Linked DNA regions of Homo sapiens: region 2 is linked to region 1. A link is a loop called in an ENCODE intact Hi-C map of the cell type or tissue named here. Cell type or tissue: CD4-positive, alpha-beta T cell. All regions are shown on one strand. Links, peaks and the distances in the headings refer to the core of each region. The heading gives the core; the rest is flanking DNA. Region 1 has its middle 12 kb from the start of ZNF536-AS1. Region 2 has its middle 11 kb from the start of PDCD5.

What was found. Hi-C counts contacts between places; a loop is a spot of excess contacts. Peaks named below come from ENCODE experiments on the same cell type or tissue, not always from the same donor. Only the 100,000 strongest peaks of a DNase experiment are listed, where the experiment ranks them.
Region 2: a loop joins it to region 1, with 12 times the contacts of the local background. A loop is called at or near these places in 23 of 110 quality-filtered maps.

The regions. Positions count from the first base shown.
Region 1 is chr19:30,676,497-30,687,208 of GRCh38, reverse strand. It overlaps a transcript of ZNF536 not described here. Among named protein-coding and RNA genes, the nearest start is that of ZNF536-AS1, 12 kb to the right of the region's middle. In CD4-positive, alpha-beta T cell, for the core only: a CTCF peak has its summit at 4,067 (motif pointing left); a DNase peak (open chromatin) is centred at 4,058; H3K27me3 peaks cover 227 bases.
Region 2 is chr19:32,564,894-32,575,605 of GRCh38, reverse strand. No RefSeq gene overlaps it. Among named protein-coding and RNA genes, the nearest start is that of PDCD5, 11 kb to the left of the region's middle. In CD4-positive, alpha-beta T cell, for the core only: a CTCF peak has its summit at 5,190 (motif pointing right); a DNase peak (open chromatin) is centred at 5,185; H3K4me3 peaks cover 695 bases; H3K27me3 peaks cover 1,275 bases.

The DNA.
Region 1 (10,712 bases), core at 805-8,804:
AAAGAGGATGAAATAAAGAAGGGAAGGAAGTTCCCCGGCCCAGGCATGCATTTGCAGCCCCGCGTCTGCCCGGCCGGGCTGAAGCCTTTCTTTGGAATACACAACTCTGTCTGTACAGCCTGTCTTGCCCACAGTATCACAGTCTTGCTATCTCCTCGCTGAAGGGCCTATTTGTCTGCTTTAAGTGAAATCACTCAATTCTCAAAAGTCAGTGGAGGACTTTAGAAGGGGGAGGGATCGGATAGGCTACTCCAAATAAGTTCCATTAATCAAAAGACACAGTGTAATGTAACTAATATTTTACAATTAGGGGAGACAGGATGGAACTAAAAGCCATCTATCTCTCTTATACCACATGATCATCGATTCATAATCGGAGACTGAGAGTTGCACAAAGATGCATTTACTGGATGGGGGGAGTGGGGGGAGGGCTGGCCTGAGCCGAGATAATGAAGGCGATGAGAGTGTGCGACGCTGAAGGCTGAGGAGAGATGACAGAGGAGCTCAATGCTGACGGATGACATGAAGACGCGCGCAGATACCTGACAGCCCGCGGGAGCCGGCGGGCTCCTTCCCCGCCATTATATCCTCAATTATCTTGGTAAGGGACTAAGAGGGAGGACGAAGAGCAGGCTGGCTGAGCACGGCAGCCACTTGGCACTGGGCCACTGGGCCACGGTGCCACGGTGCCAGGGGAGGCCACCGCGCCCTGTGTGAGCCCCACTTGGGGGGGCTGCAGCTTCCATTGTCAGTGCCCCTGGGTGTGCACACACACATACACACTCACAGGGTGGGGGACACACAACGGGGATGCCCGCGGCTCCATCTGGTTTGTAATAAAATTCCTAACTCTTCTAAGGGAGTCATTTTTTTTCTTTCACTGCCACCTTCAGGAAAAAAACAGAGTTGGCCCTTTGCAAAAGAAAAAAAAAAGTGTGTGTGTGTGTTGGGGGTTGATTCCTGGGAGTTGGGGGGTGCTCGCTGCTACTGCAGAATGAGCTGGCTAGAGACAGCTCACACTCCCAAAATGATCTTCACAGAACTCTGCAAATGAGGACTGCAAGGAGGGAAAGGAGCTGTGGGGAGTAAATGCAGAAGCTGAGAACGTGAGAGAGGGAAGGGGCAAAGAAGTTGTGCAGGCCCTTTCCTGGGCACAGGGATTCAGACATCACACCCTGGAGAAAGTTTCTCTGGCCCCTGCCCCATCTTCAGCCATTGCCACAGACTGGGGTCTTCCCCACCCAGACATTTTCTACCTTGCTCCATTATTTCTTTGCAGAGATACAGATGGCCTCACGCAAATGCTCATGTAGCCTGTCTTCCGAACAAAGAAAAACAAATGACGTTCCAGGAGGCAGAGTAACTTGGGATCTCAGCAACGTGGCAGGACCGTGGGGCAGGTGGTGGAGCTGACAGCGTCCCAGCCCATGATGGAGGGGAGGACGGCGGCAGCGGCTGGGACGGTGCCCCCATCCCCCTGGTTGCCTCTGCACGGGGCCATTTCTTTAATATACAGTACTATAGTGACAGATTATGTAATATGTACAAATCCCATATTGAAGCCAGAGGTCCAGAGAAGCCATGATTTTTATGGCATTTATTTTTTTAAAATCGTGACTTGGCTACAGAGTGTGTTCCCTGGTGAAGCTGCCCTGACTTTTTCCTCCCAATCCATCCCTTCCGTCTCTACCTCCCTGGGTTCCATGGGCCCTGTTTGCAAGGAGCCAAGCTGGATGGGGATACCAGAGTTTGGTTTCCCTGCAAAGCATCAAGAAGGCTTGTTTCTATGAATGTGTCTGTGCACACACACACACCCCACACCTACAAATAAAAACACTCCCGCTGTAAGAGCCCACAGATATCCAGAAAGAGTCTCTCCATCAGCTCAGATGGGGCTACCTCGAGGACTTGTTCTAAAGCCCCCTACTCACTGTCATTGCATCCCTGTGGAAGATGAAGCATGGGAGACAGGGGTGCAGTCGCACCCTCAGAGCAGAAAATCCAGAGACCCCAAGGGCTCAGATGGGACACACCCAAACCCCTTTGGTGTTTTACCCAATTCTTCCAAAGGATTTGATAAAGACCCCTCCCCCCACCAACACAAAGTTATCCAAAAGGATAAGGGGGCTCTGATCATCTGAGGAAGCTGTTGAGTCCAATCTGGTAGGCTAATCAGAGGGCAGAGGTATTAAGTACAATTCACTTGCGTGGCCTGAGTAGCTGTAATTGAGACAACCCCCTCCCACATAACCCCCTGGAAGACGCACTGAAAACATAAGTGGCCCCAGTAGGCTAAGTTTGAGTGTCCCAGACATAAATAGGGTGCAACTGCATCTGCCCTCGGAGGCTTGGTAAGGGCCCTTGGCTGTTCAGCCCGGGATCAGGTCCCGACCGCTGCCCATGTCCCGCCCCCTGCGTCAATCAGCCCCTATAAAGTCATGCTGTGAAGCAACAGCCCCCTCCCTTGCCTGAACCAAAGATTCCCTGGTTTACATGCAGAACCTCTAACACAGAATGACCGAACCAAGCCATCGGTGGATAAGATAAAGCAGGAAAGCAAACCAAAGCCAAGCCTGTAAAAATGGAGTTCCAGGAATCAAATCGGTGCACATGGTTTTAACCTTTCTATTGCCATGATTTTGCCCTTAAGCAAAAATGAGAACTAAGAGTTTTCAGGTAAAGTGAACTTCCTTACCAAAACCTGGACCGTGAATCCATGGAAAGTTGACGTGTTGTCTTTAGAAGCAGTTTATGCATTAAGATTTTTGTGAGGCCAAGACGCGGTGGCTCAAACCTGTAATCCCAGCACTTTGGGAGGCCAAGGCGGGCGGATCACTTGAGCTCAGGAGTTGGAGGCCAGCCTGGGCAACATAGTGAAACCCCATCTCCACCAGAAACACAAAAAAATTAGCCAGGCATTGTGGCATGCATCTGTCGTCCCAGTTACTCAGGAGGCTGAGGTGGGAGGATCACTTGAGCCCAGGAGGCAGGGGTTGCAGTAAGCCGAGATTGTACCATTGCACTCGAGCCTGGGTGACAGAGTGAGACCCCATCTCAAATATATATATGTATATATGTGTGTGTGTGTGTACATGTGAGTCATTGTTGATCTTGGTTCTTTTACTTGTGGTTTGACCAAATGCAGGACAGGAAAGATAGATAATTTTCCAAGAAGATTTCTAAAGAGAGATATTCTTGGAGAAAAATATATGAGTGATCGGTTACAAGCTTGTCTTAATGTATCAAAAAAAGCAATACTAAAGGCATGAATTCTTAACTGATTGATGAATAAAGGTATGATTCCATGTTGCTCTGATTAACCTAGCTATGTTGATGGACAAGAAATGTGAGTTGAGCATGTCTAAGGTACAGCCCCTCCTGTCTAAGGTGTTACAGAATGGGATGAAGTGGAGTGGGTGATAGTTGAGTAGGCTGTTTCCTTTCCCAAAGGTTCTGAGAAATCCAATGTGTTGTTATTATGGGTGTGGCCACACGCTTCTTTGGTTCCTGCATTAGAAAGGTCATGTCTTTGAAAAGATATTTAGTGAGCAATTTCATTCCCCTTTACAGGGACATCCAGTTTTCAAATACTGCTAAGCCTTGACAGCGTAGAAGGCAGGCAGAAACCATCAGAGGGAAAAAGAGAAAAAAAAAAAATCCGCTCAGGTTATCCTCCTAGTCCCAGATGAGGTGGGCTGGCAGCTACTAAAAATTAAACAGAAGAGGTTTTCCAAATGCAAACAGAACATATCCGCAATCATAGAAACAGCTCTAACACCATAACACTCCTTGAACTCCAAACAAATTATTTGGGAGGATATTAAGCCTGGAAGGTCTTTCAAATTCCTTTATTAGAAAGGAGATTACTTAGAGCTCATGGTCAAATCACATACAATTTGACCCAATTCTTTTCCACCCTTTCACATCATTTGATATTAGGCAGAAACTATTGTTCAAATGCAGAAATTCATTATCCTCTTCTCCAGCCAAGGCCAGGCTGAGAAAATTCCCCGAGACCCGGCTTTCAACCCTGCCTCGCAGCCATAAAGGTGGTCTTTCGCGCCACCTAGAGGGCAGCCGGAGGCACGGCGCGTGAGTCACTCGGAGGAAAATTAAATACAGCTGAATAATTGAATGAGAGGGCAAGTTGAATCAGGGGTCACCATCTGTTTGACTAGAATTGTTGGCACATTTCAGCTAAGCCTCGCGCGCCTCGTAAACATGCTTACAGTTATCATAGCTCGCATTGCCCTAAAATAAAAGAAAATTGGTCCTAAAATAAGCCTGAACTAATTAAACATATACCATCTTGTCGTCATGGAGACCAGAGTGAAGGTCACCAGCTTCTCATGGCATTCAGGAGGGTGCTGGTGCCAAAAAGAGACGGGTGATTCTTTCCACTCCCGGGGAGAGGGCACCTCCGGGGCCAGAGGTGCTGCCTGGATGGAGGGTGTTGGGGGAGAGAGGGTGCCACCACCCCGTTCTTCATCCCTCATTTCCCCTCCGGGCTGAGGGGAGGCAGAGAGGGAGGGCAGGAAAGCAACGACACCATCTCTGCAGATCCAGGAAGCAGCGTCAGGAGGGACCGTGAGCTGCCCCCTGCCAACGTTACTTAATATTATGCCCATTTGGCAGATTTTCCCTGGGGATGGAGGTGGGGAAGGCACCCTTCCAAAGAAAGGGGTGTCGTATCTGAATTGCCTCCTTCTGCCAGCTTGATCCGAGAGCTGGTCCTCTACCAAGAATCTCGATGCGGCTGGTCGTGCATTTGTGTGCGTGTGTGTGAATTACACTGTATGCTGTGTGCACGCGCGACCAGCACAAATGTATATTCTGGGAGAGAAACCAATTCGAACGGTACATCTCATCATGTCTCTTATAGATTCCTCCTTTCTTGGGGAAACACATCCTCGCCTCGAGTCCTCAGCACGCAGCAGCTTCATCTTGGGGGTTACTGAGGACAGGCTGTATGCAAACCCAAAACTTGCAGAGTTCGAGAGATACCATTAAGATTTCATCCCCTTGCCTGGCTGGGTCAGAACCCAGTGAGCTCCTTGGTTTGGAGATTTGAAGATGCAGCTTTTTGGCCCCTGGTGGTCCGCAAGCCCCTCCCTCGTTGTTCTCCTTCCTGGGCCATAAAGGCAATACAGGCCTCTTTCTCTTGTCCCCCTACCCTGCTAAGCTGGGACTGCCCTCCCTTTTTTCCTTCCCATTTGCACTGTCGATTATGCACAAATCGCTTACGGAAGACACAGTGGAGTGACCCCAACTTCAGGGAAGCCTCCTCCAGGGACACAATTAACGTCTGTTGGAGCCCACGTTGGCTGGGCTGACACCATTGCGGATTCCAGAGGGGCTGTTCTCTCCAGCGTGGCGGAGATGTCATTGGGGAAGGGGGGCTACCCAGAGACCAGAGGGTGGAACTGGACCTGGAGGACTGGAGCCACTTCTGCTCCTAAGTAATTAGGACCCATCAAATGAGGCTGCTCGGCACCAGCCTCCCGCCTGGTAAACCAGTCTGCAGCGTGGCTTCCTAGAATCCAAATTATGACAATAGGAGAGAAAGGATCAACGCCACCAGTATCTGCTGGGCAGAGAGCTGCCCTAAGTGCTAGGAGGAGGGGCCCTTAGGACTCCATCCAGCTTCTTGGCTGGTGCCCCAGCTAAAGCAGGCCAGGGACACCAGGGAAAGACTTCCTGCGCTTCATGCGGAGAGCTCTTAAGCTGCACTTTCTGCTGGGCACGCCCCTATTTCCTACCCCACTCCCCGCCAGCTCACAGGCTTCCTCCTCCAGGAAGCCCCCTGTGATGCCCCTCAGTCCACAACATCTCCCACACTGGCTCCAGCAGGAGTGCACAGCTGCCTGTTGACTCAAACTTAGCACACCTCCTCAGCACCTTGCACAGGCCTGGCGCTCAGGTCTGCAGAAAGCCCCAGGAGTCAGGACCCTTGTGGGTTCCTGTGCTGCAGGGCAAACTAAGCAGTGACCCTCCTGCCCACTCCACGGGTCTCATTCCTTAAAACAGACTTTCCATATCCATGGAGGATACAGAGCCATTCATCCCAGATCAAGTGTGGTTGCCCCTGGGGTTCGGAAAGTCGGAAAGGGGCTGTAGTGAAAGTTGGGGAATAGAAAGGGGCGGGGTGCAGGGTACACCTGGCAGGCAGATGTTCCATAACGACATGAAAAAATGCTCACCATCACTGGCCATCAGAGAAATGCAGATCAAAACCACAATGAGATACCATCTCACACCAGTTAGAATGGTGATCATTAAAAAGTCAGGAAACAACAGGTGCTGGAGAGGATGTGGAGAAATAGGAACACTTTTACACTGTTGGTGGGACTGTAAACTAGTTCAGCCATTGTGGAAGTCAGTGTGGCGATTCCTCAGGGATCTAGAACTAGAAATACCATTTGACCCAGCCATCCCATTACTGGGTATATACCCAAAGGACTATAAATCATGCTGCTATAAAGACACATACACATGTATGTTTATTGCGGCACTATTCACAATAACAAAGACTTGGAACCAACCCAAATGTCCAACAATGATAGACTGGATTAAGAAAATGTGGCACATATACATCATGGAATACTATGCAGCCACAGAAAATGATGAGTTCATGTCCTTTGTAGGGACATGGATGAAATTGGAAATCATCATTCTCAGTAAGCTATCGCAAGAACAAAAAACCAAACACCGCATATTCTCACTCATAGGTGGGAATTGAACAATGAGAACACATGGACACAGGAAGGGGAACATCACATTCTGGGGACTGTTGTGGGGTGGGGGGAGGGGGGAGGGATAGCTTTAGGAGATATACCTAATGCTAAATGACGAGTTAATGGGTGCAGCACACCAACATGGCACATATATACATATGTAACTAACCTGCACATTGTGCACATGTACCCTAAAACTTAAAGTATAATAATAATAAAATAAAATAAAATAAAATAAAAATAATAATCATAAACGACAGTTGCAGAACAGATAAGGAACAGCAGGGTCTGTGCATGGGGCCCCTGCCTCCCCATTTCTTGTCCCCGGTGTGACAGAGAGGAGGCAGGATTGTCATCTCCGGCCTCCAGACCCAGGAGTCTTTTTCCCACTCAGCCTGACCCCTCTTTGGGCACAGCACACACCCCAACCTTGTCCAGTGTCCCTTACCCCTCCCTCCCTCCCCTGGCCTGGGTTTTTCCCAGGGCGTACAGTGGAGACAGAGGCCCTGGGTAAAGACAGCATGGATGACCAGGTGGCAGGAAACTCGTTCACCTGTGCATCTGGCAAGTAACTCCAGTTCCCGATGTGGGCCAGGTGGGCTGGATGCCCAGAGCTGACCCCCCTCTCCCCGCAAAACAGGTTGAGAATTGCAATTTCTCTCAATTTTCCAGAGAAGCCAGAAACAGGTTTTTATGTGAAATCCCTTGAGTTTTAAATGTTAACTACCAATTCCAGACCCTCAGAGGCTCTGGGGGACCCAGCCAAGCAAGTCTGCAGACTGCCGGGAGCCGACACGCACCTGCCTTTGACCTTCCTGCTGGGTTGTCCTGCAGCCACAGTAGGATCTGGCCCTTCCCTGCTGCCCCACACCAAGGGCTCTGCCTCCTGGATGTAAAGAGGTGACGTTTCCCAGAAGTCGTGGGGAGGGGGCAGTTCGTGGAGGGGAGGGGACAGCTGCACAGAGCCCTGCACCCTCAGGCCCTGGCAGGCAGCCCGGTGGGCTTTACTCCTGGCACCAGCAGCTAAAGCCTCACACCCTAGGGTTTCCTGAGCGCCACCCCCAGCCACCTTGTTTCTGCTGCAGCCAAGAAAGACTCAGCTGCCGCGTCTCCTTTCCCTTCCTTCCCGGCCCAGGGCCTCACCTCCATCATCTAGCTGCGGGCTCCAAAATTGCTCTCTGATCCCAGATAGCTGTGAAGCGGTGGTTAAGGGAAAGCAGCTATTGATAATCCACCGCACAGATGGATTAACTTTCAAAAATAAAAAATCGGGCTGGTGCCTGGATATGGGAAGTCCTGAGCCTGTATTGAACCGACCTCCATGCAGCTGTGTGGCCTCAGAATTTAAGGATGGGCAGCCCGTTCACCCCTGTCTTCTGCACAGAAGAAAAATCACCTGTTGCCACTGAGAGAATCTACTCATGTCTCGGCTGGCTCGGTGTTGAAGGGGGCTGCAGGGATCCTGCAGCTATTCACTGGGGACTTGTCATCTATGTAACAACGTGCTACTCTTTTATTTTATTTTATTCATTTCTTTTTAGGATGGAGTCTCACTCTGTCACCCAGGCTGGAGTGAACTATCTTGGCTCAAGGCAGTCTCAACCTCCTGACCTCAAGCGACCCTTCTGTCTCAGCCTCCTTAATCTCTTTATTTTGAATGAAGATTTAACTGACCTATTTCCAGAGGGCAAAAAGCAAAAGTTAAGCCTAAACAGTAAGGGTATAGGTGTGTGTGGGGGGGCTTGGGGGTGGGTACCAAGGAGCTCCGAGGAATTCTAAAGGAAGCTCCAGACATAGTCTGATTTCTCCCAAGGCTCCCTGCTTGGCTCTAGGAGTCCAGTGCCAGGATCTGCCTGGGATCTGCAGTTTCAAGAGCAATATCATGCCTTCTCTTGTCTTGGGTTCCCACCATGTCTGTCAAGATGCTGTGAGCAGAAGGGAAAACTGAGCTGGGACAGGTAACTGCTTCCTGAGAGAAGATGGTGAAGAAGGACAGTGGGCGATGGGGAGGGAGGGAAGCCAGAGCTTGTGCAGGTCTCTGCCTGTGGCCAGAGTCACAGGCTGGGCTGGATCGGCTCTGCACTCGGCTCCTGGAGCCTCTCACCGATATCCAGGCTCAGAAGGGAGACCAGAAAGGCCGTGAGCCTCTCCGACCCCTGCTGAGGACCCTGAGCAATCCCCCTGCACACAGTGCCCCTAACCTGTCCCGCATCCTGAGCATCTCCCAGCCAGCGGCCATAACCCGGCCCAGCCTTTTGAAGAGGAAAGCTGTGGTACCATGGAGGCTTCTCCGGTCCCTGAAGACAGCACCCCCTTGCTTCTCTTGCAAGTTGTTGATTGTTTCTTGATGCTGCTTTTTCATGGACCCTTTGCAGTCTAATTTCTCATCCCAAATCCTCTTGAAATAGTTTGCTTTTAAATATAAACTGTCACCGAACACTCAAGCTTTTGACATTCTCAACCGTGGCCAGAAGAAGTCTCTAAACCCTGCCTCTTCTCCTCCCAAGGAAGGAAGTTCGGTGGCTCAGGGTGATAGCTGGGGGCTACCTGTGCCCATCAGGGTGCCTCCCGTTCACCCCATCCCCTCTCTAACAGCCCTTCCTTTCCTGGGCAGAGACTCCCATTCAGGGATCACCAAGTCCCCCCAAATCAGAGGGGGCAGGCCACGTGCAGCACCCCTCACTTGGGCTTTATGAGCTCAGGGTCTTAGGAGGCTTTTAAGTGGTTTCTTGATGCCAGGAAAGACAAAAATCGCAAAAGATCAAAGTCATTGGTTATCCCAGTCTCTACAATTACATATAATTCACAAAAACAGTGCAGTTATCTGTATCTGCAGCATGCAGGGGTCAGAGCTAGACAGGACCCAAGAGGTCAGCCTGCCGCCAGCTTTTCCTGTGTCCCCGGGGGACATTTTGCTCTGGGCCTGAGGGCCAGGATCCTGCATGGAGAGCAGTGAATGTCCTCGCCAAGGCACACTGTGCTGAGCTGGAAAGTGCCTTGGCCACAGCCCCAGGTGGATGGCCAAGGGTGGCCAGGGCCCTGTCCTTGTCACTGTGCTGCCCTCTGCAGATGCATCAATAGCCAGGAGGGCACCTTTCAGAGGCCAAATTGATAGGGCCAACTCCAATGCCTGCACATGGTCACCTGGCTGTTGAGATCTTAAGTATAACACCAATAAGAAACCGAGAAGCAGGTAATCCTGAGGTAACCAAGAAAACCATCAGAGGCTGGGATTGTGAAGCCAAAACCTCTCCCGAGCACCAGCCAGGTGTCTGGTTTCAGCACAGATCCAGCTGGCCTGGCCCCAGGGAGATTGCGGCAGCCCAGCAGGTATGAGCCAAGGTATACATTAATTTGGGCTCATAATTGTTAAGAAGCCACATCTAGAAGCTTCAGAACTTTCTTCAATTGTAGAAAAGGCATCACGCCATTTCTTTCACAAGCAAAATATCTTAAAAACTCAATATTTGACTGGGTGTGTCGGCTCACAACTATTATCCCAGCACTTTGGGAGGCCGAGGTGGGAGGATCACATGAGGCCAGGAGTTTGAGACCAGGCTGGGCAACATAGCAAGACTCCATTTCCATAAAAAATAAATAAAATGTCCACCCTTGTCTCAAAAGAAACTTTTGAGAAGATACTCCCATTTAAGTCCCTGTTCAAAGGGCTTCCCTGCAAGAAGTTCCTCAAAAGATATATTTAAAATCATATTAAAATCATTTTCATAAAATGTGTGTGGAGAAAAGACAAGTTTAATTCTCTAAGGCTCCATTATTGAAGCAAAAATTAATATTTGTACTGTTTCTAAATTGGAATAAAATTGCAAAGATGCAAACACCATCCTATATCATAATCTATAAACCAGTCACAAATGTTAAATCAACTGTAAAAATGATTTAAAATCTACATGAATAATTTTATTAAACTGATTTGAAATCATATTTTGTGTTACCTTCACTTATTAACTGCATCCCCAA
Region 2 (10,712 bases), core at 1,591-9,590, 1.9 Mb before region 1:
GTGAGACGGAGGGAGGAGGGGAATAGTTGAAGAACTCTCTGTTGGGTACTATGTTCATTATATAGGTAACAGGATCAATAGAAGCCCAAACCTCAGCATCATGCAATACACCTGTGTAACAAACCTGCACGTGGACCCCTGTATCTAAAATTTTAAAATAAGAAAACATGGTTATTATAGTCTCTCCCACATGCCATAGGCTGTCATTAGATAGTTGGTGGTCCTTGATTAGCCTGTTCATTTTTTTGGGCGGGGGGTGGGGAATGGAGTCTCGCTCTGTTGCCCAAGCTGGAGTGCAGTGGTGCAATCTTGGCTCACTGCAACCTCTGCCTTCCCGGTTCAAGTGATTCTCCTGCCTCAGCCTCCCCAGTAGCTGGGACAACAGGTGGGCACCACCACAGTCGGCTAATTTTTGTATCTTTAGTAGAGATGGGCTTCACTGGATTGGCCAGGCTGGTCTTGAACTCCTGGCCTCAGGTGATCCACCCGTCTTGGCCTCCCAAAGTCCTGGGGATTACAGGTGTGAGCCTCCACGCCCGGCCTAACCTGTTCATTTTTAAGGAGAAAGCAAGAAAGATTTGATTAGGAACTCCAAGTGTATGGGTGGGTTTATTGACTGGTAAGAAGCCAGCTGAAAGGCTGAGCTCTGTGAACCTGCTGTTATAAGTGGAATTATGTCCCTGCAAAAAGACACGTTGAAGTCCTTACCCCCAGTATCTTAGAATGTGACCTTGGAAATAGGGTCTTTACAAAAGTAATCAAGTTAGAATGAGGTCATTGGGGGTGAGCCCTAATCCAGTATGACTGGTGTCCTTATATAAAGGGGATATTTGGTCCAAGCACGGTTGCTCACGCCTGTAATCGCAGCACTTTGGGAGGCCAAGGAGGGCGGATCACCTGAGGTCAGGAGTTCGAGACCAGCCTGGCCAACATGGTGAAACCCTGTTTCTACTAAAAATACAAAAATTAGCCAGGCATAGTGGCGCACACCTGTAATCCCAACTACTCGGGAGACTGAGGCAGGAGATTCACTTGAACTCAGGAGGCAGAGGTTGCAGTGAGCCAAGATTGTGCCACTGCACTCTAGCCTGGGCAACAGAGTGAGACTGTGTCTCAGACCAAAAAAAAAAAAAAAAAAAAGAAAGAAAGGTGGGGGATGAGGGGAGGGAGGGAAATTGGGAAAATTTGGATGCAGAGACAGACATGCACAGGGGAAGATGAACATGATTGGAATGATGTATCTATAAGCCAAGGAGTGCCAGAGATTACCAGCAAACCACAAGTAGCTAGGAAGAGATGGGGAAGGAGCCTCTTCCTACAGGTTTCAGAGGGAGTATGGCCCCGCTGACACCTTGATACCACACTTCCAGCCTCCAGAACTGTGAGACAATATTTTTTTTTTAAAAAAGATGGGGTCTCACTCTGTTGCCAAGGCTGAACTCTAAACTCCTGGGCTCAAGTGATCCTCCTGCCTTGGCCTCCCTAGGAGTTGGGACTACAGGTGCGCACCATCATGTCCAGCTCTCTAAACATTTTGCAGAGATGGGGTCTTGCCGTGTTGCCCAGGCTGCTCTCAAACTCCTGGCCTCAAACCTTCCTCCCACTTTGGCCTCCCGAATCCCTCCCAAATCCCTGCTGGGATTACAGGCACAAGCCAGCATGCCCAGCCTGATATTTTCAGAAAGGAAAATTATTATCATCAGCTACTGCAGTACTTCTTTCTGCATGGCCAGCAATTTTCTTTTGTTCTAAGCCACTCAGTTTGTGGTAGTTTTATATGGCATCCCTAACAAACTAATTACACATTTCTTTCTTTCTTTCACCCTCCCTTCTTCCTTAGCAGGACAGGCCCCAGAATTGGGGCTAAGCCTGGGAGGGTTTCTTGGCTTTGCCCAGGAGAGAATTCCAGGACAAGCTGGTGGTGTCGGATAGCAACTTCTCTTGAAGCACTCATGCACAGCAGCAGCAGCAGAGGGGCCGTTCCTTGCGGAGCAGGACCACCCCACAGGCAGTGTGCCTGGAGGAGCAGCTCAGAAGCAGTGCTGCAGCCACATTTAGACTCACTTTTAATTATATGTAAATCAAGGGGCAGATTATGCAGAAATTTCTAGAAAAGGGGTGGTAACTTCCAGGTTGTTGGGTCATTGCCATGGAAAGGGGCAGTAATTTTTGGGTGTTGCCATGGAAGTGGTAAACTGACATGACGCACTGGTGGACGTGTCTTATGGAAAGGAGCTTCCAGCACATCCCTGTTTTAGCTAGTCTTCAATCTGGTCTGGTGTCCAAGCCCCGACTCTGGAGTCTGTTCTGCCTCCTACCTCATTTTCTCACTCTGAGACCTAGGCTGACAGAGCAGCTGTCATCTCAATGCTACCAAGTACCAGGGAAGAGATAACCTAGTGAACTGCACACTGTCCCTTTAAATTTTTTTTTTTTTAATTGGAGACGGAATCTTGTCTGTCACCCAGGCTGGAGTGCAGTGGTGTGATCTTGTGTCCGGAATTGGTGGGTTCTTGGTCTCACTGACTTCAAGAATGAAGCCGCGGACCCTCGCGGTGAGTGTTACAGCTCTTAAGGTGGCGCGTCTGGAGTCTGTCTCTTCTGATGTTCAGATGTGTTCGGAGTTTCTTCCTTCTGGTGGGTTTGTGGTCTCGCTGGCTCAGGAGTGAAGCTGCAGACCTTTGCGGTATGTGTTACAGCTCTTAAGGCAGTGAGTCTGGAGTTGTTCATTCCTCCCCGTGGGCTCGTGGTCTCGCCAGGCTCAGGAGTGAAGCTGCAGATCTTCGCGGTGAGTGTTACAGCTCATAAAAGCAGCGTGAACCCAAAGAGTGAGCAGTAGCAAAATTTATTGCAAAGAGCAAAAGAACAAAGCTTCCACACTGTGGAAGGGGACTCCAGCGGGTTGCCAATGCTGGCTCGGGCAGCCTGCTTTTATTCTCTTATCTGGCCCCACCCACATCCTGCTGATTGGTAGAGCTGACTGGCCTGTTTTGTCAGGGCGCTGATTGGTGCGTTTACAATCCCTGAGCTAGATACAAAGGTTCTCCACGTCCCCATCAGATTAGTTAGATACAGAGTTTCAACACACAGGTTCTCCAAGGCCCCACCAGAGCAGCTAGATACAGAGTGTCGATTGGTGCATTCACAAACCTTGAGCTAAACACAGGGTGCTGATTGGTGTGTTTACAAACCTTGAGCTAGATACAGAGTGCCGATTGGTGTATTTACAATCCTTGAGCTAAACACAGGGTGCTGATTGGTGTGTTTACAAACCTTGAGCTAGATACAGAGTGCCGATTGGTGTATTTACAATCCTTGAGCTAAACACAGGGTGCTGATTGGTGTGTTTACAAACCTTGAGCTAGATACAGAGTGCCGATTGGTGTATTTACAATCCCTGAGCTAGACATAAAAGTTCTCCACGTCCTCACCAGAGCAGCCAGATACAGAGTGTCGATTGGTGCACTCACAAACCTTGAGCTAAACACAGGGTGCTGATTGGTGTATTTACAATCCCTGAGCTAGATATAAAGACTCTCCACGTCCCCACCAGACTCAGGAGCCCAGCTGGCTTCACCCAGTGGATCCCTCACCGGGGCTGCAGGTGGAGCTGCCTGCCAGTCCTGCGCTGTGCGCTCACATTCCTCAGCCCTTGGGTGGTCGATGGGACTGGGCGCCCTGGAGCAGTGGGTGGTGCTCGTCCGGGAGACTCGGGCTCACAGGAGCCCATGGAGGGGGTGGGAGGCTCAGACATGGCAGGCTGCAGGTCCCGAGCCCTGCCCCGTGGGAAGGCAGCTAAGACTGCAGGTCCCGAGCACCGCGCCGGTGGGCCGGCACTGCTGGGGGACCCAGTACACCCTCCGCAGCCACTGGCCCGGGTGCTAAGTCCCTCATTGCCCGGGGCCGGCAGGGCTGGCCGGCTGCTCCGAGTGCGGGGCCCGCCAAGCCCACGCCCACCCAGAACTCCAGCTGGCCCGCAAGCGCTGCGCGCAGCCCCGGTTCCTGCTCGCGCCTCTCCCTCCACACCTCCCTGCAAACTGAGGGAGCTGGCTCTGGCCTTGGCCAGCCCAGAAAGGGGCTCTCACAGTGCAGCGGCGGGCCGAAGGGCCCCTCAAGTGCCGCCAAAGTGGGAACCCAGGCAGAGGAGGCTCCGAGAGCAAGCGAGGGCTCTGAGGACTGCCAGCATGCTGTCACCTCTCAATCTCAGCTCACTGCATCCTCTGCCTCCTGGGTTCAAGCGATTCTCCTGCCTCAGCCTCCTGAGTAGCTGGGATTACAGGCACGTGTCACTGCACCCAGCTAATTTTTGTATTTTTAGTAGAGATGGGGTTTCACCATGTTGGCCAGGCTGGTCTCGAACTCCTGACCTCAAGTCATCCACCCGCCTTGGCCTCCCAAAGTGCTAGGATTACAGCCATGAGCCACCGCACCCGACCTGTCCCTTTAAGTTTCCAGCCAGAGATGATACCCATCATTTTTCTTTATATTGTGTTGGCCAAAGTGAATCATGTGACTATGCCTAACATCAAAGCGGGTGGGGAAGTGCAGTCCTACCTTGTGACTGGGAAATGAATGAGGGAGGGAGGGAAGGAGGGAGGAAACAAGGAAGGAGGAAGGAAGGAAGGTTGGTAGGTAGGAAGGGAGGGAAGGAGGGAGGCAGGGATGGAGGGAAAAGGAAGGAAGGGAGGGAGGGACGAAAGGAGAAGAAAGGAAGGGAGGAAGGGAAAGAAGGAAGGAAGGAAGGAAGGAAGAGCAGTGGCTTGCACTTGTAGTCCCAGCTACTCGAGAGGCTGAGGCGGGAGGATTGCTTTAAGCCAGGAGTTCCAGACCAGCCTGGGCAACATAACGAGACCCCATCTCTGCAAAAATTTAAACAGGAAGGGAGGGAGGGAGGGAAGGAGAAGCTGCTCTGGGCAGGCTGCATTGCTTCCGTGATGCATTCCTCTGTGCACACAGGTGATCTGGCCAGTGCATCTTACAGTTTCTTTGCGTTTTTCTGTTATTTCCATTTCTTGCTTCTTGGTGCAGCAGCAGCATAATTACTCTGAGAAGCCCACAGGGTCAGAGCCTGCAGAACCAGTCGGTCCGTCTGCAACGCTCAGCCCCATCTTTCTCTTCCCACTTCAGGCCACCTCCTCTGCGCTGATCTCCAAGGAACCCCAAATGCCCGGAGTCCTGGTGTCTCCTGCAAGCAGCAGAGGGAGCCCACACTCTATCAAAAGCGACTGAGTTTCTCATTATACTACAAAGCAGAAACTACAATAACTGTTGTTTTCTTTTTTCTTTCTTTCTTTTTTCTTTTTTTTTTTTTTGCCATGCAGTATGTCCTTACAGATGAAGCTTTAATCTCCCTCGTCCATCTCTGTTGCTGTAAATTTATGCTCCATTATGGTTCCATATGCCCGATCCTCTGAGAAAGCCACGGCGGGCTTGTGGGGAGCGTGCGCTTCAGAGCTGTATGTGCAGCATGTGGAATTGCAGATTGGTACCTGGCACACTTAATGGTTATGTCTTCACAGGTTGTTTTAGAGCCATTTATTAGCCGTGATCCTGCATGGATCAGTCGTGATATCATGGAAACGGTGCCGTGGAACTCACTGAAATGCAAGGAGCAGAAGCAGAGTGTGGTCCATTAAAAAATAAATCTGGCCGGGTGCAGTGGCTCATGCTTATAATCCCAGCTCTTTGGGAGGCCGAGGGGGGCGGATCACCTGAGATCAGGAGTTCGAGACCAGCCTGGCCAACATGGTGAAACCCCATCTCTACTAAAAAAAATACAAAAATAGCAGAGTGTGGTGGTGGGTGCCTGTAGTCCCAGCTACTCGGGAGGCTGAGGCAGGAGGATCACTTGAAACTGGAAGGGGGGAGGTTGCAGTGAGCCAAGATCGCGCGCCACTGTACACTCCAGCCTGGGTGACAGAGCAAGACTCTGTCTCAAAAAAAAAAAAAAAAAAAAGAAAAGAAAAAGAAAAAGAAAGCTTCTCATTGAAAACTAGTTATAGTCTTTTACTTGAGAAGGAGCTCCGTCCAAGCTTTTGTGGCCACTTGCTGGGATAACAGCTTTCTTCACCATGAGATGGCCATACAGGAGGGTGAGGAGATGGCTATATTATCTCGTCAGGACTTCCTTGTCATGGCTAGAAAGCCACAGACTGGCTGTGCATGGTGGCTCGCACCTGTAATCCCAGCACTTAGGGGGCTGAAGCAGGAGGATTGCTTGAGGCCAAGAGTTCAAGACCAGCCTGGGCAACATAGAGAGACCCTTGTCTGCACAAAAAAATAAAAAAAAATTAGGCATGGTGGTATGTGCCTGTAGTCCCAGCTATTCAAGGAGGCTGAGGCAGGAGGATCCCTTGAGCCCAAGAGGTTGAGGCTGCAGTGGCTATGATCATGCCTCTGCTCTCCAGCCTGAGCAACAGAGTGAGACTCTGTCACAATAATAAATAAGCTGGGCAGTGGCTTGCATCTGTAGTCCCAGCTACTTGGGAGGCTGAAATGACAGGATTGCTTGAAGCCAAGAGTTCGAGACCAGCCTAGGCAACATAATGAGACCCACCCCCCCCGTCTCTGCAAAAAAATTAAAAAATAAGCCAGGAATTGTGGTGTGCCCAGGAGTTCAAGGCTGCAGTGAGCTATGATTGTGCCACTGCACACCAGCCTGGGAGACAGAGTGACATCCTGTCTCAGAAAAAAAAAAAAAAGAAAAGAAAAGAAAGGAAAAGACATGAAAGTTTGCTGGCTAACAGGAAGCGGGCTATTTTAAGAGCCTCCTGGGCTCCTTTAGTTTTGGAGCACCCATTACATAAAACGTTAAATATACAGAAATGCACCCCATTCCACATCCAATATAATGCATATATATAAATAATAAATGATAACACAAGGGCTTCAATTTGAGTTTCATCAAGTGTATTCATCTTGACTTTGCATTTTTTTTCTCTACAGTTTGGCACCAATAAATTTTTTTTCATTCCTGGCTGTTTATGACCCCATGGGCCTTGGGATAACTCTCAGTTCTGGGTCTTAATTCTGGGGAACTTGATGCCGACAGGGGTCCTGTATGATTGGGGGCCAAGATGAAATTTCATCGTAGCCTCCACCTGCCTCATCCAAAGAGAACCAACCTCAAAGGAGATGAGGAAGACCTTCCTCTCCTCAAATAAAATTAGGAGGACTTTCACCTGTCCTTAAAAACATCCTGGCCGGGCGCGGTGGCTCATGCCTGTAATCCCAGCACTTTGGGAGGCTGAGGCGGGCGGATCATGAGGTCAGGAGATCGAGACCATCCTGGCTAATATGGTGAAACCCTGTTTCTACTAAAAATACAAAAAATTAGCCGGGCATGGTGGCGGGCGCCTGTAGTCTCAGATACTCGGGGGGCTGAGGCAGGAGAATGGCGTGAACCCAGGAGGCAGAGGTTGCAGTGAGCTGAGATCGTGCCACTGCACTCTAGCGTGGGTGACAGACCGAGACTCCATCTCAAAAAAACCAAACCAAACCAAACCAAAACAAACAAACAAAAAAACAAAAAACATCCTGAGAAGGCGATTCTTTGGTCTCATCTAGTAACATTACTCACTCACTCATTCATTCAAGAGATATTTTTACTTTTTAGAGATGGGGTCTTGCTGTGTTACCCAGGCTTGTCTTGAACTTCTGGCCTCAAGTGATCCTTCCACCTCAGCCTCTTAAAGTGCTGGGATTACAGGTGTGAGCCACTGTGACCTATTTTAACTTTTGTAGAGATGGGGGTCTCGCTTTGTTGCCCAGGCTGGTCTCGAACTCCTGGCCTCAAGCGATCCTCCCACCTCGACCTCCCAAAGTGTTGGGATTATAGGTACGGACCATGGCGCCTGCCCTCGGTCCTCATTTTCTTTGACACCTGGGCAGTACCCAGGTCCTCTTAACAGTCTCAGGCTGGCCCTGGCTCATGCCTTTTGCTACCTCCAAGTGTCTGTGCAGACCATCCACTCTGCTGGGAAGGTCTCCTGCTATTCACCAGACTAACTGCTATTCATCCCACTCCACATATCCCACAAGGGATATGCCAATATCTGGCAGTGCGTTGGGAAATGCGTAACAAAGTTTCTTGGAACAAACAAAACAAAACAAAAGAAACCCTGATTTGTCACATTTGCTGCTTTCTGTGGTGTAAATTCTTCCACCATGGCCAATTTCAGGTTGCCGACGTGAGGTCACTGAACAGGGAGCTGAGTTGGGCACAGTAGCACGTCATTATATTGTATTCCCACCATAGGGGCAGAACAGATGTAAGTAACATCAGAGCAAATGTGGGAGTAGAACACAGTAAAATAGGAATGATGCTTTAGGTATTTAGTACCTTCATATTTTAACACAATACTTAATTATAAGCTCTCTCTTTTTTTTTTTTTTAATAATGACTACGTTTAAAAACCAGCTTATGGGCCAGGTGCTATGGCTCATGCCTGTAATCCCAGCACTTTGGGAGGCTGAGGCGGGTGGATTGCTTGAGCTCAGGAGCTCAAGACCAGCCTGAGCAACATAGCAAAACCCCATCTCTACCAAAATACAAAACATTAGCTAGGCATGGTGGCATGCACCTGTAGTCCCAGCTACTCAGGAGGCTGAGGTAGGAGAATAACTAGAGCCCAGAAGGTGGAGGTTGCAGTGAGCTGAGGTTGCGCCACTGCACTCCAGTGTGGGTGACAGAGTGAGACCTTGTCTCAAAAATTAAAACAAAACAAAACAAAACAAAACAAAATACAGCTTGCACATTTTCTGAAATTTTAACAATTGATTCTTGCAATCCAGTAGGAATTGGATCCAGCACACAGTGAGGGTAAAAATCCTCTGGGTAGAATAGGATGGTATATGGATACAGCAAAAGTGGTATATGTGGTGAGCAAATGACCCTCGCCTGGGAGGCCATGTGGGCTGGGGATACACACACTAACCATCTGGAATCCTCCCATGGGAATGAGTAAGCAAACCGCGCCAGAGCCATGAGACAGTTCCCATGTATTCCAAAGCTGCACTCTGATTCTTAGACAACCCTAAGCCTTGTCTCCATGCCCTTACTGTTCATTTTCCTGAGTGGTTCTAGGTGGGCTCTCTGGGTGCATGCAGATAGCCATGGGCTGGCCTGTGGGCTACGGCATTCTAAAGTGCCCTGGCTGTCTTTGGGAGCCCAAGTGACTTTCTGGGCTCAAGGAGCATGGAGCAGTTTGACCAGGACTGATTTTGGAAATAAAGAGCAGCAAAACTCTGTGTCAGAGGGTCTATACCTCCCCTGTGTGATGGCACTGAGCTAAGTACCCTCCTGGGCTCAATCGTCTTCCCTGCAGTTTACACAGATCTGTTTCTTCCTGGGGTTGTACTGAATTATTTTGATTCATGAGAAAGTTAACCCTTACTCCTTAAATAATAGTGTATTTGCTACAATGGACTACTATCACCCAAATTCTCAATTAATATAAGATTAATTAAATTATTATTATTATTATTATTTTAGAGACAGAGTCTTACTCTGTCACCCAGACTGGAGGGCAGTGGTGCGATCATAGCTCACTGTAACCTTGAATTCTTGGGCTCAGTCGATTCTCCCACCTCAGCCTCCCGAGTAGCTGGGACTGCAGGTGCATGCCACCATGGCTGGCTAATTTTAAAATTTTTTTGTGGAGACGAGCCCTCACTATGTTGCCCAGGCTGGTCTTGAACTCCTGGCCTCAAGCAATCCTTCCACCTCAGCCTCCCAAAGTGCTAGGATTACAGATGTGAGCCACCATGCCCAGCTCAATTAAATTATTCATTACAAACTTAAAGATTTTCTTTGTGATAGAATCATTTTAGAGTGAAAATCCAAAGGTCAACTGGTAATGAAGATATGTCAAGACATGTATTCGCTTGGTGCAAAATTAATTGCAGTTTTTGCCATCAAAAGTAATGACAAAGGCCGGGCACGGTGGCTCACGCCTGTAATTCCAGCACTTTGGGAGGCCGAGACGGGTGGATCACTTGAGGTCAGGAGTTCAAGACCAGCCTGGCCAACATGTCGAAACCCTGTCTGTACTAAAAATACAAAATTTAGCTAGAGGTGGTGACAGGTGTCTGTAATCCAGCTACTCAGGAGGCTGAGGAAGGAGAATCACTTGAACCTGGGAGGCAGAGGTTGCAGTGAGCCGAGATCGCACTGTTGCACTCCAGCCTGGGCGACAGAATGAGACTCTATCTCAAAAAAAAAAAAAAAAAAAAAAAAAAGTAATGACAAAGACTGCAATTGGTTTTGTACCAACTTAATACTTCCTCAGCTGGGCCAAGAAGAGGAATAGGTTGGAAACAATGAGCCGGGATTAATTACATCAATTAAAGAAACACAAAGCAATAAATGCCCATCTTTACAGAAAGGCGGGCGTTATAAACACGTAGTCACTACTCCATAAGTGCCTGCTGATTGGTAACTGGTGTTAACTGATAACTGATAAGCCACTTGGCTTAGGGTGCTAAAGGCAAGTCTAGTGGTAGGATTTTAATTCACAAAAATAAGTAAAACCAATTTGTCCTTAAGCATTTGTCTTGCTATGAAAGCGTGTATATATGATATATATCATATAGGTCAATATGATTATGACATATATATCATATACAGACGTGTACATATATAAAGAGAATGATGTGATTGTAACATATTATAACATATTGTAACATATCTGGATGAAAAAATAAAGGTTTTA